Regions from separate parts of the Homo sapiens genome. Here region 1 is linked to region 2. The links are chromatin contacts, found by Hi-C or POLR2A ChIA-PET in ENCODE. All regions are on one chromosome and are shown on one strand. Each heading gives the region's core, a stretch centred on a gene start or an enhancer-like site at or near the end of the contact. The rest is flanking DNA. Distances are from core to core; before and after follow the strand shown. Region 1 overlaps CCNY (cyclin Y). Region 2 overlaps LINC02634 (long intergenic non-protein coding RNA 2634).

Region 1 (3,366 bases), core at 555-3,054, 220 kb after region 2:
GCAGAGGTTAGCAGAGGTTCTCTGGAAAGGGCCAAGTGGTCTCTGAACTGCTCAACTCTGCTGTTGAACCTCAGAGGCAAGCGTAGATGAGATGTAAGAGAACAGGCCTGGCTGCTCCATTTCAGCTTTGCTTATGAAAACAGCCTGGCCTGGATCTGCCTACCCTCCTCCAGACCCTTGCTTCCCACCCCTCCTAGTGCTGACTCTTTGCTAGATGTCTTCAGAATAAGCTTCAAGTTTTCTTCACTGCAGCGTATTCTGCTGTTTTAGACCCCTGTCCGGGGCACAGCTTTGTGGTGGTGATCACCTGTGGGAGAGAACTTCAGAATCAGCTCCTAGAAAGAGTGATTCTGGGCAGCAGAAAGGACGGAGCCTAGAGCAGTTTCCAAAGTAGAATGAAGTGTAATTGCACACGTGGGACTCCAGTCCCTGCTTATCTTTACTTCTGAGAAGCATTACATACATTTGTTAATTATGCTACAAGAGAGGTAGTCTTAACTCATAAACTGAGCTGAAAGAAGTCTAGATTTTCACGTGTCATTGCTATTTTAAGACATCTCTTTTCACACATCATTTTGTTTTAACAAGTGTACCTGGGAAGTTAAGGATGGGTGCTCTTATTTCCATTATATTGCTTTGGGTTTTTCTCTAGAAGAGAGAGTATACAATTGCCAATTCAGAAGTGATTCTATATTGTTAGCACCACTTATAAGACTCCATTTGCCTGAAATGGAAAGGAAGAGTCCCATAAGGAGCTAGAATGGGGCCCCATGTGGTATGAGGGTCAGGGAGAGTCTGTAGCACTGACAGGTGTTTTGGCCTCTTCTGAATACCGCCTTGTTTTACCATGTTGCAGAATGGAACCATTGTAAGCCAAGAACAAGTTGGCCTTTAAACTGTTGTTAGCAAAGAAGCAGAAGCAGTCTTCTTTGAAATGACTTTCATTTTGGAAGGAACAGAGACAAGATGAATAAGAGCTTTCCCTGATGTTAAGTGTTTGTGGCCTTAGAGAGTGGTACAGAGTTTCCTATGTATCTGCATTGTGTACGTTTCTTGTTTTCTTAATTTTAGGGCCCTATTATTACTATGCTTTAGCTTAGCAATTGGGCTTTTCAATGGAAAAAGCGGTAGGAGGCTGGGCGCAGTGGCTGCGAGGCCGAGGCGGGAGGATCACTTGAGCTCAGGAGTTCGAGACTGGCCTGGGCAACATGGGCGAAACCTCATCTCAACTAAAAATAAAAAAGGAAATAGCCAGGGATGGTGGTGTGTGCCTGTAGTCCTAGCTACTTGGGAAGCTGAGGTGGGAGGATTGCTTGAGCCCAGAAGACGGAGGTTGCATGAGCTGAGATTGTGCCACTGCACTCCAGCCTGGGTGACAGAGTGAGGCCCTGTATGAAAATAGAAAAGAAAAAGCAGTAGGTTATTAGCATAAACTTGATAAGAGTTCATGCTGGTGTATCTTATTTTAAGGTGTAGATGTCTTTAATAAAGTTCATTTCATTAAATGAAGTTAATTACGTATTAATTGTAAAATAAAAATGTGTTTCTCTGGAAAACAAATTTGGCTGTATGATTTAAAATGATCATACTTAAGAGAATACCCATTGTTGTAAAGTCTGTATGAAAGGAAAAGTTCCCATTTATAGTTTTAGTTAAAACGATGACATAATTTGAAAGAACTTAGATTCATTGTTGCATTTTAAATAATAGCTTAAAAGTCCTAGTAAAGCAATAGTGAAAGTGTACCTGGGTATAACACATGGGCTGGCTAGAAATGTCACTTAGCCTGCATGACCCACAGAGTGTTGCCATAACTCCTGATGTGTAGGGCCCTGTTTGCGTTGGAGTGATGCAGATCTCTGAGGCAGTGCTGGTTGCCCTCCAAGGGCTTATGGTGGTGGTTGGAGAAATAGAACTAAATAAGGGAAAATTAGGTAACCTTGAATGCTAAGCTTAGAACTTTGAAGCAGAAGCAATGTGAGTCATTAAAAGGACATAAAATTAACTCACAGTTTATTAGCCATCTGCTGTGCATCAGGCTCATAGTGTGGTGGGAGAGATGGCTTTATAATTGAAAGGTAGTGAAATAATGAGACCGGAGACTCATACAAATTGCCTGGATAGGAGGTACTTTGTTGGGAGTTTAGGGTGGTCTACCTGCAAGACTTGATATTTGAAAATAGTTTTTAAAAACAAGTAGGAGTTTGCTTGTAGGATGAGAACTTTTTAGTTAAGGGAAAACTGTTTGAAATACTGAGATATGAAACAGCATGATGTATTTGGTGAGTAGAAGACATTTTCATGTTTGGAACATATAGAGTATGAGTAATGAATTTGGGAGTATGAATAAAGAAACTACTGGGGATGGCTACGGGACGGGCTATTGATGTGGTTTGTGTTATTTTCTCCCTTTATTTCATATACAGTCGTGTCACTTAATGAAGGTGGTATGTTCTAAGAAGTGCTTTCTGAGAAATGTCTCATTAAGTGATTTCGTCATTGTGTGAACATGAGAGAGTGTACTTACCCACAAATCTAGATGGTCTAACCTACTACACATGTAGGCTGCATAGTATAGCCTGTTGCTCCTAGGCTACAAACTTGTACAGCATCTGACTGGACTGAATACTTTAGGTAATTTGAACACAGTGGTTAAGAACTTGTATATCTAAACATCCCTAAACATGGAAAAGGTACAGTAACAATACGGTATAGAAGATAAAAAATAGTATGCCTGTTTACCATCTCCATGAATGGAGCTTGTAGGACTGGAAGTTGCTCTGGGTGAGTTAGCAAGTGGGTGGAGAGTGACTCTGAAGGCCTAGAACATTTGTGTATACTACCAGAGACTTTGCAAACAGTGTACACCTAGGCCACACTAAACTGATACAAAATATTTTTCTTCACTAATAAATTAATCTTAGCTTGCTGTAACATTTTTACTTTATAAACTTTAAATTTTTAAAACTTTTTGACTTTTGAAATAACAGTTATAACACAAACACATTGGATAGCTGTACAGAAATATTTTTTTCTTTATATCCATACTCTGTATGCTGTTTTCTGGTTTAAAATTTTTATTGTCTTTTTAAACTTTTTTGTTAAAAACAAGACACAAACACACACATTAGCCAGGCCTACACAGGGTCAGGATCATCAATATCACTGTCTTCCACCAGCACCTCTGTCCCACTCTGTAGAAAATGAAGTAGAGGTTCCTCTTCAAAGGGACTTTCCTCGCAGTCTAATTGGGAATAAATAGTAGCCTCTCTTAGAAGCAAAATTTACTCAAAGACCTGTGCTAATATTCTTAAATATCTGCTAGCCGTAATAAAGAAAGGAATATACTTTGTGTTCTTAGCCCCC
Region 2 (3,297 bases), core at 246-2,745:
TACAGGCACGCGCCACTACGCTTGGCTAATTTTTGTGTTTTTTTGTAGAGACGGGGTTTTGCCATGTTGTCCAGGCTGATCTTGAATTCCTAGGCTCAAGTAATCCACCTGCCTTGGCCTCCCAAAGTGCTGGGGTTACAGGCATGAGCCACTGAGACTGACCAACAGGTGTAATTTACTCCTTTCATTTTATAGACAAGAAAACCAAATTTCAGATTGATTTACTTAAATATTGCCAGCTATTGACAATAGACTAGAAATACTCAGATCTCTGAACTAGTGTGATAATCTTTATATTACTGTGATGCCTCTATTTTTCTATAAACTGGATTTTCAACCAGCTTTTGTGCAGCATAGCTTTCTGAGGAAGGATTTGTCCCTGTGGTTTGAATGGACGGAAGCTGGAAGGAAAACCCCGTCACTTACTATGCAAAAGTCCAGCTGGTCTCTGTGACAGCTGGAGGACACAGGAACTCTGCCAGATCTATCTCAGCCACCTCACTTTATGAAGGATGCTTGACCTGTGGTTCAGTCATTTTCTAGGACAAAAGGCTGTTAACAAGATGTACAAGAGCTCTTGCTTTCAACGTTTGTGGAGCTCTCAGAAGCGCTGACTTACAGCAGACCAGCGTGAGGCTTAACTTAGGAATGAACCCTACCTTTTAAAACACAGTTTACTATTGATACCCTTTTTTTTTTTTTTTTTTTTTTTTTTTTTTTTTTTTTGAGACAGAGTCTTGCTCTGTCGCCCAGGCTGGAGTGCAGTAGTGCAATCTCGGCTCACTGCAACCTCCGCCTCTCGAGTTCAAGTGATCCTCCTGCCTCAGCCTCATGAGTAGCTGGGACTACAGGCACATGCCACCACACTGAGCTAATTTTCGTATTTTTAGTAGAGACAGGGTTTCGCCATATTGCCCAGGCTGGTCTCGAACTCCTGACCTCAGGGGATCCACCCGCCTTGGCCTCCCAAAGTGCTGGGATTACAGACATAAGCCACTAAGCCCAGCCACTACTGATAGACTTTTGAGGAGGTGAGAAGCCCAAATAAGGAGGCTTTGGATGAAAGTGGGCTGCCCGGGAGAGGATAGCATGAGTGTGCCTGTTTGTGTCTTCTGTTTTGTGTTCCATACCTCTGGAATTTTCATTCAGTAGGTCTGGGAATTTGTATTTTTAACCAGTTCCTTGCATGTTTGTTTGTTTGTTTTTGAGACAGGGTCTTGCTCTGTTGCCCCTGCTGGAGTGCAGTGGCACAATCACAGATCACCTCAGCCTCCACCTCCTGAGCTGAAGCGATCCTCCTGCCTCAGCCCCCGGAATAGCTGGGACCACAGGCATGTGCCACCACCACGCCAGGCTCAAGTTCCTGGCATGTTTCTGAAGCACTCTAGTGTTGGAGAACACTGAACTCTATGATCTGGGGTTGGGCCTAGCCTAATTTTCCTTTAAGTCATGGATGCTCTTACCCAGCATTTATCCAGCACACAGACTGTTTAATGTCACAGCCACAGCGCCACCTAGTGTATGTGTGACTTCCAAACGGCGTATTTTCTTAGAAACATTAGTCTGTGAACATTTCAAAACTCAACGGGTGGTATTTCTTTTCTGCCATGGACTCTCCAAGTGTATGCCAAGCCCTATGGGGGCAAGGGATTAAGGGCAGTTTTCTCTGATCTAGTTTGGTGAATTATATTCACAGTAACTCTGGGGAGTCTTGGGTTAACTGTGGGGGAGGGGCAATAATTTGACAAGGTTTGGGAATCCTTAAACTATAGAGTTTTCTCTAAGAGTACACAGTTAATTGCAAATAGATTGAATTATTTGACATAAGAACTTTAGACATTACTTCCAGGCCACATAGTTTTAGCAAGTAAGTGACTTTAAAATGAATCCATCTTTTCTCAGCAAAATTACCGGTTTTGCTTTAACTGCATATGAGGGGTTATTTTAGGTGGTTAGAACATAGTGGAAAATGAGGCCAGGCGCGGTGGCTCACACCTATAATCCCAGCACTTTGGGAGGCCGAGCCAGGTGGATCACTTGAGGTTAGGAGTTCGAGACCAGCCTGGCCAACATGGCAAAACCCCATCTCTACTAAAAATACAAAAATTAGCTGGATGTGGTGGTACGCGCTTGTAGTTCCAGCTACTGGGGAAGCTGAAGCAGGATAATCGCTTGCAGTGAGCTGAGATCACGCCACTGCACTCCAGCCTGGGTGACAGAGTGAGGCTCTGTCTCAAAAAAAAAAAAAAAAACCTAGTGGAAAAGAGTTTCAAAGCGTTTTGCGTGTCACTCAGACATGGCTGTGGGTGGCATTTTAGTTCTTATCGTAACCTGTGATCACAGTGTTGGCCTCATGGGAATTGGATGAGCATAATCATATCACTAGAAGTTCTTGGAAAATAAGTATCATTAACTGTGGGAGAGCAGTGATATTTTCACACTCTAAAAAGTATACATATCCTGTTGCTTAGTAATGCCGAGATCAGCATCTGTTTTGTTATTGTAGCTTGAAATATCATGAAAATGTAATTGGAGATGAAGGTGCTGATGGCATTTAGCAATTACTTAGAGGTTAGATTAGTGACATGGTAATGATAATTAGATTATATGCCTTTGAACAATTTCTATTCAGAGACTTTTGATATATGATATTATGAATAAGATAATGTTAGAAATTCCAAATTTTAGAACATTAATCCATCTCAATATTAATTTAAAAATAAATACACATACATACATACATACTTCTTTGGTCAGCCAGAATTTTTTTTTATTAGCCTTTTCCTCACATAACCAGCCAGTGTTAAAATAGATTTGATGTCATGAAGGTTGCAGCTTTTAGGCAGTATAATTTTTTTTCCTGGCATGCATAATTCTGTATTATGTACATGGTTTCATTCATCCTTTTATCCAGATGTCTGAATTGATGTAACCCAGCTGGATTTTATTGGAGTTTAGACCTAGAAGGGTAGAAGACAAATCTACCTTATCAAGGGTATAACATGCCTAACCTATTAGTCTTTCTATTCAAGTAACCTGACTTAATATCATTAAATGCTGGGTTGCTGTTGCTCCAGGAATACAGGATTGTGGCAGTTTGGTGGGGCAGGGAGGGGAGGTTGGAGTACCAGCAGAGGGTTTCATAGAGGGAACACCCCATGTAACAATAGAGAAAGAAGACTGAGTTGCTGGAGGGGCTTAGCAGAAAATCTATGGGAACTCTTCCACAGCTGGTATGGACTTCACGCACCAAAGCACATTGAGATTAGCTGTGGTTTCTTAGGGATTTTCACTACA

The links. Hi-C counts contacts between places; a loop is a spot of excess contacts on that map. ChIA-PET counts read pairs that join two places held with the same protein, here RNA polymerase II (POLR2A). Pooled maps may share reads with other maps.
Region 1: a loop to region 2 is called in a pooled map, with 6 times the contacts of the local background. The contact joins two enhancer-like sites. A Hi-C loop is called at or near these places in 7 of 50 pooled maps. POLR2A ChIA-PET finds 5 or more read pairs at or near these places in 2 of 52 experiments (AG04450 and activated naive CD4-positive, alpha-beta T cell).

Annotation. Positions count from the first base shown.
Region 1 is chr10:35,440,352-35,443,717 of GRCh38, forward strand. The region is part of intron 1 of CCNY (cyclin Y); the gene reads left to right. It overlaps LOC124902410 (a long non-coding RNA gene), which reads right to left. Exons shown (of 2, transcript XR_007062112.1): 2 at 3,060-3,244. Among named protein-coding and RNA genes, the nearest start is that of CCNY, 110 kb to the left of the region's middle. Within about 2 kb of position 1,805, at least 2 of the 41 ENCODE cell types and tissues checked have a DNase peak (open chromatin) inside an H3K27ac peak, as active enhancers do.
Region 2 is chr10:35,217,141-35,220,437 of GRCh38, forward strand. LINC02634 (long intergenic non-protein coding RNA 2634) reads right to left here. Exons shown (of 3, transcript XR_930819.3): 3 at 2,749-2,960. Among named protein-coding and RNA genes, the nearest start is that of LINC02634, 26 kb to the right of the region's middle. RefSeq lists a silencer at 1,555-1,604. Within about 2 kb of position 1,496, at least 8 of the 41 ENCODE cell types and tissues checked have a DNase peak (open chromatin) inside an H3K27ac peak, as active enhancers do.